3 separate regions of the Homo sapiens genome follow, and regions 1 and 2 are each linked to region 3. Evidence: read pairs that join two places in POLR2A ChIA-PET (ENCODE). Cell type or tissue: Panc1. All regions are shown on one strand. Region 1 overlaps MICU1 (mitochondrial calcium uptake 1). Region 2 overlaps ANAPC16 (anaphase promoting complex subunit 16). Region 3 overlaps MCU (mitochondrial calcium uniporter).

Region 1 (2,500 bases), 250 kb before region 3:
GACTACAGGCTCACGCCCTGTGTCTGGCTATTTTTTGTATTTTTGTAGAGATGGGTTTTTGCCATGTTGGCCAAGCTGGTCTCAAACTCCTGACTTCAAGTGATCCAACCACCTTGGGCTCCCAAAGTGCTGGGATTACAGGTGTAAGCCACCGCGCCTGGCCAGAAAGCCTTCATTTTCTAAAGCTGCTATTGCTATCCCTATCCCATTATTTAAAATGTTCAGCAGAGGAGACAGGCAGACCTTGAAGCACAGTGTTTCCTAAGTATTGCCTTAGCATGTTGAATTCTTTGAAACATCTTATTTCATAGACGAATATTAACAATACCAAATGATCCGAGCAAGAAATTCTGATACAGAGTTAAGCCAGAAATCAACTCCTTTCTGACAACAGAGATGACTGGAAGAATAAAAGTATACGCAAGAACAAGATGGTTGGATAACACTCACCTCTTCCACAAAAGACCAGTACTTGCAGTTACTGCAGATGCTCCCAGGAAAGCCACCATCATTAGTCTTCGCCGGATCTGGATGGGCTGTGATCCTCCATGGTACCATCGAGAACCCACAGCCAGTTCTGCCAAAGCAGAAAGTGAGTTCAGACGAAACATCCTGTGGACAATAAGTAGAAATGTCACTCTTAGCTAGTGGTAGTTATGATGATGATGATGATGATCCTACCAACATTTCTAATAAACACTAAAGTAATTGCTCTATGACAGGCACTATTCTAAACAATTTGCTTATATTATCCCATTTAATCCTCAGAATAATCTTATGAGCAAAGTACTACTTATAAAACTGATATATTAGTCAAAGTACAATTAGAAGACAGAAACCACATGATAATTTGAGTATGAAACTTTTAATATAAAACATTATTAAGGCCAGGTATGTGGCTCATGCCTGTAATCTTAGCACTTTGGGAGGCCAAAGAGAGAGGATCATTTGAGCCCAGGAGTTGAAGAACGGCCTGGACAACATAGTAGGACCCCATCTCTACCAAAAAAAATCAGCCAAGCATGGTGACATGCACTTGTAGTCCCAGCTATTCAGGGGGCTGAGGTGAGAGCACTACTTAAGCCCAGGATGTTGAGGTGACAGTGAGCTATGATCAACAGAGCAAGATGCTGTCTCAAAAAAATGAATAAAATAAATAAAAAATAAAAAATTATTAGTTACAACAGGAAATTTACTACTCAGAAGTTAAAGAAATAGCAGATATAGGGAGCAGTTACTATTCTAGATCTGACACAGAGCACCAAGAAAAGACCAGTCTATAAAAGGTCTACTCTCACTCACAGGGCAGAGATCAGACTGTGTGGAGAGGGCACAGCTATGTATGTCAGAGAAACTTACTAAGGTGCCATGCCAGCAAAATGCACTAGAAAGCCACTCTCTGTGATGCCAGAACAAGTCATCTACTGGACAACTCATGCCAGCGGAATTTGTTGGGAAGCTGACCTTCGCGATGCCAGGGGAAGCCACCCATGGGGAGGCAGTTTCACTAGGAAATTGCATATGAGAGTTGCTGCTAAAACTCCTTAGGAGCTGGGTGCCATTGAGTGTCCCACTAGTTCCTGCATGCTATAGAAGCAAGCCACAAAGGGCACACTAGACTCAGCAAGAAACACCCCTCCTCCAGGGTCCTTCTAGTCTCTCTACTGACAAAGTTTAACAGTAACTGGCAAGGGAAAAACTTCCAGTATCACAAACGGGACAATGAAAGATGTGTTTAGAGCTGAAATGAAAAAAGATAACTGGTACCCATATTTTACAGATCTAAAATATAACTTGCTCAAGAGTACAAAGGTAGGAAGTGATAGATCTAGAATTTGAACCTAGGGAGGACTAATTCCATACTTCAATGTCTCGGAGTTAGGTAGGGAGACTTCAACCTAGGAGGGGAGACTTTGCTGCCCCCTACCTTATAATGCTGACACTGCTTTGAAGTTTTTATTAAATATTTTTCACACCCAGGTCCTTGGAAGCCCTCCTCCCTACCAGATTCTCTATAGTTCAAACTTCACTTAAAAAAAAATTCTTTTAATGTTTTGTTTTAAATCTGAAACATCTGTATTAGTGCATATTACTGTTCAATAAATACTTACTCTTCCATCCCCCATCCCTTAGGCAAAATTACTTTTCTACTTTTTTCTTCCCCTTCTGCATATGAATGCCAGGTCATAAATTTCCTTCTCTTTAAGTTTTTGGCGTATGTCTTGCCATATGTCTTGCTCTAACCAATGGAATGTGGACCAGTTCCATGAAGTGCTTTTAGGAGGTGCTGCTGTTAGTTTTCTTGTGTTCCTGCACTCCATCGAGGGAAGACCATGTCCCAAAGAGACACTGATCCTTCAAACTGGCATCCATAATGAACAGACTTCAGCCTGGAATAAACCACTGTCAAGCCCAGCTGAGCCAGCTGAGCACAGCTGACCTGTAGAATGCTGGTGAGAAATAAATGTGTGTAACTGTAAGCTGCAAAGATTTGGGTGTT
Region 2 (2,500 bases), 580 kb before region 3:
TGTCTCAAAAAAAAGAAGAAAATAAATAAATAAAAATCAGAGCACAAGAAGTACCAGTCCACCAACTCACATTTTCTATATTAATAATTCTTAACTAAAAGAAGTTCCATATTCGACAGCATTTTAGTTTTTTAATAGTACTTATTAGCATCAACCATCTTGATAATCACCAAGGGAAAAATTAAAAATACCTAGACTGCAATAAACCTTTAAATTGGATTTTCAGTGAGAATTTAGAAGCAATCACTACCTTTCTCGTTTCATTTGTGTAACCATGCAGCATAGGCACTGTGTTACATCATCTTTACGCTTTGGTATTTGAACTTATTACAGAATTTTTTCTCTAAATTGGATGTTTCTTTATATGACCTTGGAAACTGAAGTGATCTTAGCATTAAACAAAAATGCTTTTTGAAGCACCTTTCTCATTGATCACTTAGCTGCTATTTTAGTCTTACCAAGAATAAGACTCTCACAATTTTTTAAAGAGAGTACCTCCCTCTCTATACCTTTTTGTCAGTCATTATGTTGCATCGTCCACAACGCCTGTTACTATGCTTTGGGCTCAAAGATGGTCCCAGTTGCTGATCTGTCATCTGTCTTCTCTTGTGCCAGTCACTCACAGGCATGAATTATAATCCTCTGAATAACACAGCAAGATACGTAATACCCCCTAATATAGAAAAGGAACTTGAAGCTCAGAGCAAGTGTCACTTGCCAAGGCTGCACAGCTAAGTCAATGGCCAAATCTGGATTTAAGTTCAACTCAGCCAGAATCCAAAGCAGCTTCTTTTAGATTCACTATGCCACATCCCACCAAACCCAACCCAGCACATTGTATTAGGAAAAATCCTAAAACTTTTGATTAAATGGTAAAAGGAAGTAACTACCTGGAGAAAATAAGGCTTCCGCTACCTTCCGTCCTCCCTCCCAGGGCTTGGCAAAAAGAGATCTTGAGCATGAGGAAGGAACAGCTTCTTCAGAAACAGGAATTAGCTGTATGTTGGCTTCTGCATACCCTCTTAAGATTCAATATGGGGCAGGACACAGTGGCTCACACCTGTAATCTCAGCACTTTGGGAGGCTGAGGCAGGCGGATCACCTGAGGTCAGGAGTTCGAGACCAGCCTGACCAACGTGGAAAAACCCCATCTCCACTAAAAATACAAAATTAGCCGGGCATGGTGGCACATGCCTGTAATCCCAGCTACTCGGGAGGCTGAGGCAGGAGAATCACTTGAACCCAGGAGGCAGAGGTTGCAGTGAGCCAAGATCGAGCCATTGCACTCTAGCCTGGACGACAGAGCGAGACTGTGCCTCAAAAAAAAAATTATTCATATCAATCTGACACATAATTCTATATAACTGTTTTGTCTCGTAATGAGATATCAACAGTAAAATAGCTAGTTTTACACAGTCGTACAAAAATTTCCCATTTTGACTTCACAATTATCCAGCATCAGCTTTAAAGTCCAGAGTTTTCACTGATACACAAACATGTTATTGATTAGTGCCATCCCATAGGTGACACACCGGAATGACAGTGTCTGGAAACTAAATCAAGTTCCTGACCCAAGGATCTCTCTCTATCTGCCCATTTACCTGCAGCCTGTGGCTCCCCTTCCCCAACATGGCTGGGAGTCCTGGAATCTGCTGTTCCCAGTCAGAGTACCAGATACAGAAGTGGTAGAAACTTTGGGCCTTAAGGCTAGAACTTTCACCTCTGTAAAGGGAAGGGGCCAGAGCTGGGAGATTCCTATCATCCAGAGGAAGAGGAGGAAGCTGCTCAAGAAGCTGGCGCCCTTTTGGGCAAGTGTAAGAAATGCTACACTTAAGGCCAGGTGTGGTAGCTCACGCCTGTAAGCCCAGCACTTTGGGAGGCCAAGGCGGCCAGATCACCTGAGGTCGGGAGTTCAAGACCAGCCTGACCAACACAGAGAAACCCCCATCTCTACTATAAATACAAAATTAGCTGGGCATGGTGGCGCACACCTCTAATCCCAGCTACTTAGGAGGCTGAGGCAGGAGAATCGCTTGAACCCGGGAGGCAGAGGTTGCGGTGAGCTGAGATCGCGCCATTGCACTCCAGCCTGGGCAATAAGAGCGAAACTCCGTCTCAAAAAAAAAAAGAAAAGAAAAGAAATACTACACTTAGAGGAGGCTGCTTTGCCTTTCCCTGTCCTTTTGCCAAAGCACCTAACTTTCCCGAAAATATCTTGCCAGGCCTTTTAATTGCCTAAAGTTCAACCAAAACCAAGCCTTTCATTTCACAAAAGAGATAAAAGTCTTAAATAACAGGTACTTGGGAGAGTTAAAAGCTTGGGCTACAGGCAGACTGTAGTGATACCAGATCTTTTCCTGTTTTCCCAGAGCTAAGTTTGGGATGGAGATTGCATCAAAGGAGGCTGATGCTTTGCCACTAGCCTTCTGTGCATAAATTTATTAGCATCTGGTCAAAGAGAGGGTCTCAGAATTGCAGAGCTGAAAGAGACCTTAGAGGT
Region 3 (2,500 bases):
TCATGTTAACTAACTTATCTTTGAAGATAAAAGATAATTTCTCAAGATAACATGTTTTGAAAAGAATTTTACCAAAAGACCATACTGGCTTTTTCAGTATTATTTTCATATACATAGAATTCTGAATGCTGTCTTTTCCTTTATTACAGATATATTCAGAAACATTTCCCTGTATCTTCCTTCTTGTTTAGTTAAAAAATAAATTTTATTCAGCCAACCCTGTGTTCCTTGTCATTTATGTACTAGATACACTTGAAAACAGTTTCCTATATTGAATGTATTTTAGGAAATAATATTATTTACCTATTCATTTTGGATGTTTATAGTGCTTTTTTTTTTTAACATGGAGAGTAAAATGCTTTTAATTTGTAATTTCAAGGTTTCTTTTCTTTTTGTTTTTTTTCTTTTTGAGAGGGAATCTTGCCCTACTGCCCAGGCTAGAGTGCAGTGGTGTGATCTCGGCTCACTGCAGCCTCCACTGCCCGATTCAAGCAATTCTCCTGTCTCAGCCTCCCGAGTAGCTGGGATTGCAGACATCTGCCACCATGCCCAACTAATTTTTGTATTTTTAGTAGAGGCGGGGTTTCACCATGTTGGCCAGGCTGGTCTCGAACTCCTGAGCTCAGGTGATCCGCCCGCCTCGGCTTCCCAAAGTGCTGGGATTACAGGCATGAGCCACTGCGCCCATACTCCAGATTTCTTATACTTCATTATTGATATGAGGTGGAGACAGTGGGCAGAGCAAAAGAGTACAAAAGGAAGAAAAGTGACCAGAGAGAACAGAATTCTATGCAGAGATTTAGTGGTTGAAGACATGATGCAAAAGGACAAAGGAACCTCAGGGATGGTCTCTAGTGAGTAATCTTTAGTATTCATTATTGAGATATGCTTTAAAATAGTATCATGAAGGGCTGTTTTCTGACATAAAGGGCTGTTTTCTGACATAACTTTCTATCCTTACAGAAGCAAATTGTTGCAAAGCAATGTAAAGAGGAAGTAAGCTTTCTTCAAACCATTACTGCTTTATGTAATGTTTTATCAAATGCTTTGGCTTTATGTTGTCCGGTTTTTAGTGTCCTGTGGGAGGTTGGTGGAGAGGAGTATCCAGCCCTGAGTAAATTCAAAAATATGCAGCTTGACAAGTTAATCATCTCTGTGGCTTAGTGCTTCAAGATGTGCTTTAACTGTCACCTCTGATTCCTGGATCACTTTCATCACTGTCTTTTCTAAGCTGTACTAAACATTAAATAACATGAGGGTTCCTTGCTGCCAGCATTTAGAATACAGTCTAGTTCCTAGCCCAGTGTCCTAGCCCAACATTCTGGATTTTTTATATATGCTGTGAGGATGACTCATGGCAAGAGTTCGTTCAAACAGATTCCCCATAGGAAGCTGAAATGAGAGCTTTTGGCAAGGCAGGTAGAACCCATTGGAACATAAATTCAAATGATATATAGCTAGCTGTGGACTGCTAGTGAGCAACAGCTGACCAGCCAACTTGGAAATTAACATTTAGAGTCAGTGTCTTTTTATGAGCAAAGGCATCAACCAACAATGTGATGTAACGTCCAGAGCTGTAAACGACTCTGAAGACTGCAGAAACCTAACCCTTTAATTATAGAAGGTAATGAAAAATCAGGTAAAACTTGGGAAAGAAGTGTAAGAGGATCTGTTAATTTAAATACCAGCTCTCTCTTTTTTTTTTTTTTTTTTTTTTTTTTGAGATGGAGTCTTGCTCTGTTGCCCAAGCTGGAGTGCAGTGGCACAATCTTGTCTCACTGCAACTTCCGCCTCCTGGGATCAAGCGATTCTCCTGCCTCAGCCTCCTGAGTAGCTGGGATCACAGGCATGCACCACCACACCTGGCTAATTTTTGTAGTTTTAGTAGAGACAGGGTTTCACTATGTTGGCCAGGCTGGTCTCGAACTCCTGGCCTCAAGTGATCTGCCCGCCTCAGCCTCCCAAATTGCTGGGATTACAGGCGTGAGCCCCTGCGCCCAGCAAATACCATCTCTCTTGATGTCTGCACTATGGATAGCATATTTTTGTGATTTTTTTTTTTCCTGACTGTGAAACAACACGATTGTTGTAAACAATTTGCAAACTATACATAAATTATAACCTGCAGGTCTATTTAGTCTATGTTCTTCAGGTCTATACATACATATTTTTTAAACATAATTTAGGTTCTTGCTACACACTGTGTTTTGTAACTGACAGTGTGATGTTTCAACACCTAGACCCAAAGAATTTTAAACCTTAAAAATCCCCTAATCTAACCTTCTGAAATTGGAGGAGGTACTTGAATCCAAGTGGCAGGGGATGGAAAAGTAAAGGCAGTTACACACATGTTCAACAAATGAGGGTCAAATCAAATGGAAGAGTGCAACAAGGGACTTTAGTAATGGTCAGGTGAAACTGGTAATCCTGATCCTGGTAAACTGGTAAAAACCTAATTTGTAAGCATGCCATGGAAGTCTTTTATAGTATGGCATTCTGC

Evidence for each region. Peaks named below come from ENCODE experiments on the same cell type or tissue, not always from the same donor. Only the 100,000 strongest peaks of a DNase experiment are listed, where the experiment ranks them.
Region 1: POLR2A ChIA-PET joins it to region 3 with 14 read pairs; 2 of 35 experiments call an interaction of 5 or more read pairs at or near these places.
Region 2: POLR2A ChIA-PET joins it to region 3 with 14 read pairs; 2 of 35 experiments call an interaction of 5 or more read pairs at or near these places.

Annotation. Positions count from the first base shown.
Region 1 is chr10:72,566,183-72,568,682 of GRCh38, forward strand. It overlaps MICU1 (mitochondrial calcium uptake 1), which reads right to left. Exons shown (of 12, transcript NM_001195518.2): 2 at 451-612. The coding sequence starts at 611. Among named protein-coding and RNA genes, the nearest start is that of MICU1, 59 kb to the right of the region's middle. In Panc1, CTCF peaks have their summits at 1,929 and 2,128; DNase peaks (open chromatin) are centred at 1,419 and 1,779.
Region 2 is chr10:72,235,445-72,237,944 of GRCh38, forward strand. It overlaps ANAPC16 (anaphase promoting complex subunit 16), which reads left to right. Exons shown (of 4, transcript NM_173473.4): 4 at 1-416. Among named protein-coding and RNA genes, the nearest start is that of ASCC1, 20 kb to the left of the region's middle. In Panc1, no CTCF peak of the experiment used is centred here; no DNase peak of the experiment used is centred here.
Region 3 is chr10:72,811,756-72,814,255 of GRCh38, forward strand. The region is part of intron 1 of MCU (mitochondrial calcium uniporter); the gene reads left to right. Among named protein-coding and RNA genes, the nearest start is that of OIT3, 81 kb to the right of the region's middle. In Panc1, no CTCF peak of the experiment used is centred here; DNase peaks (open chromatin) are centred at 1,024 and 1,356; H3K27ac peaks cover 410 bases.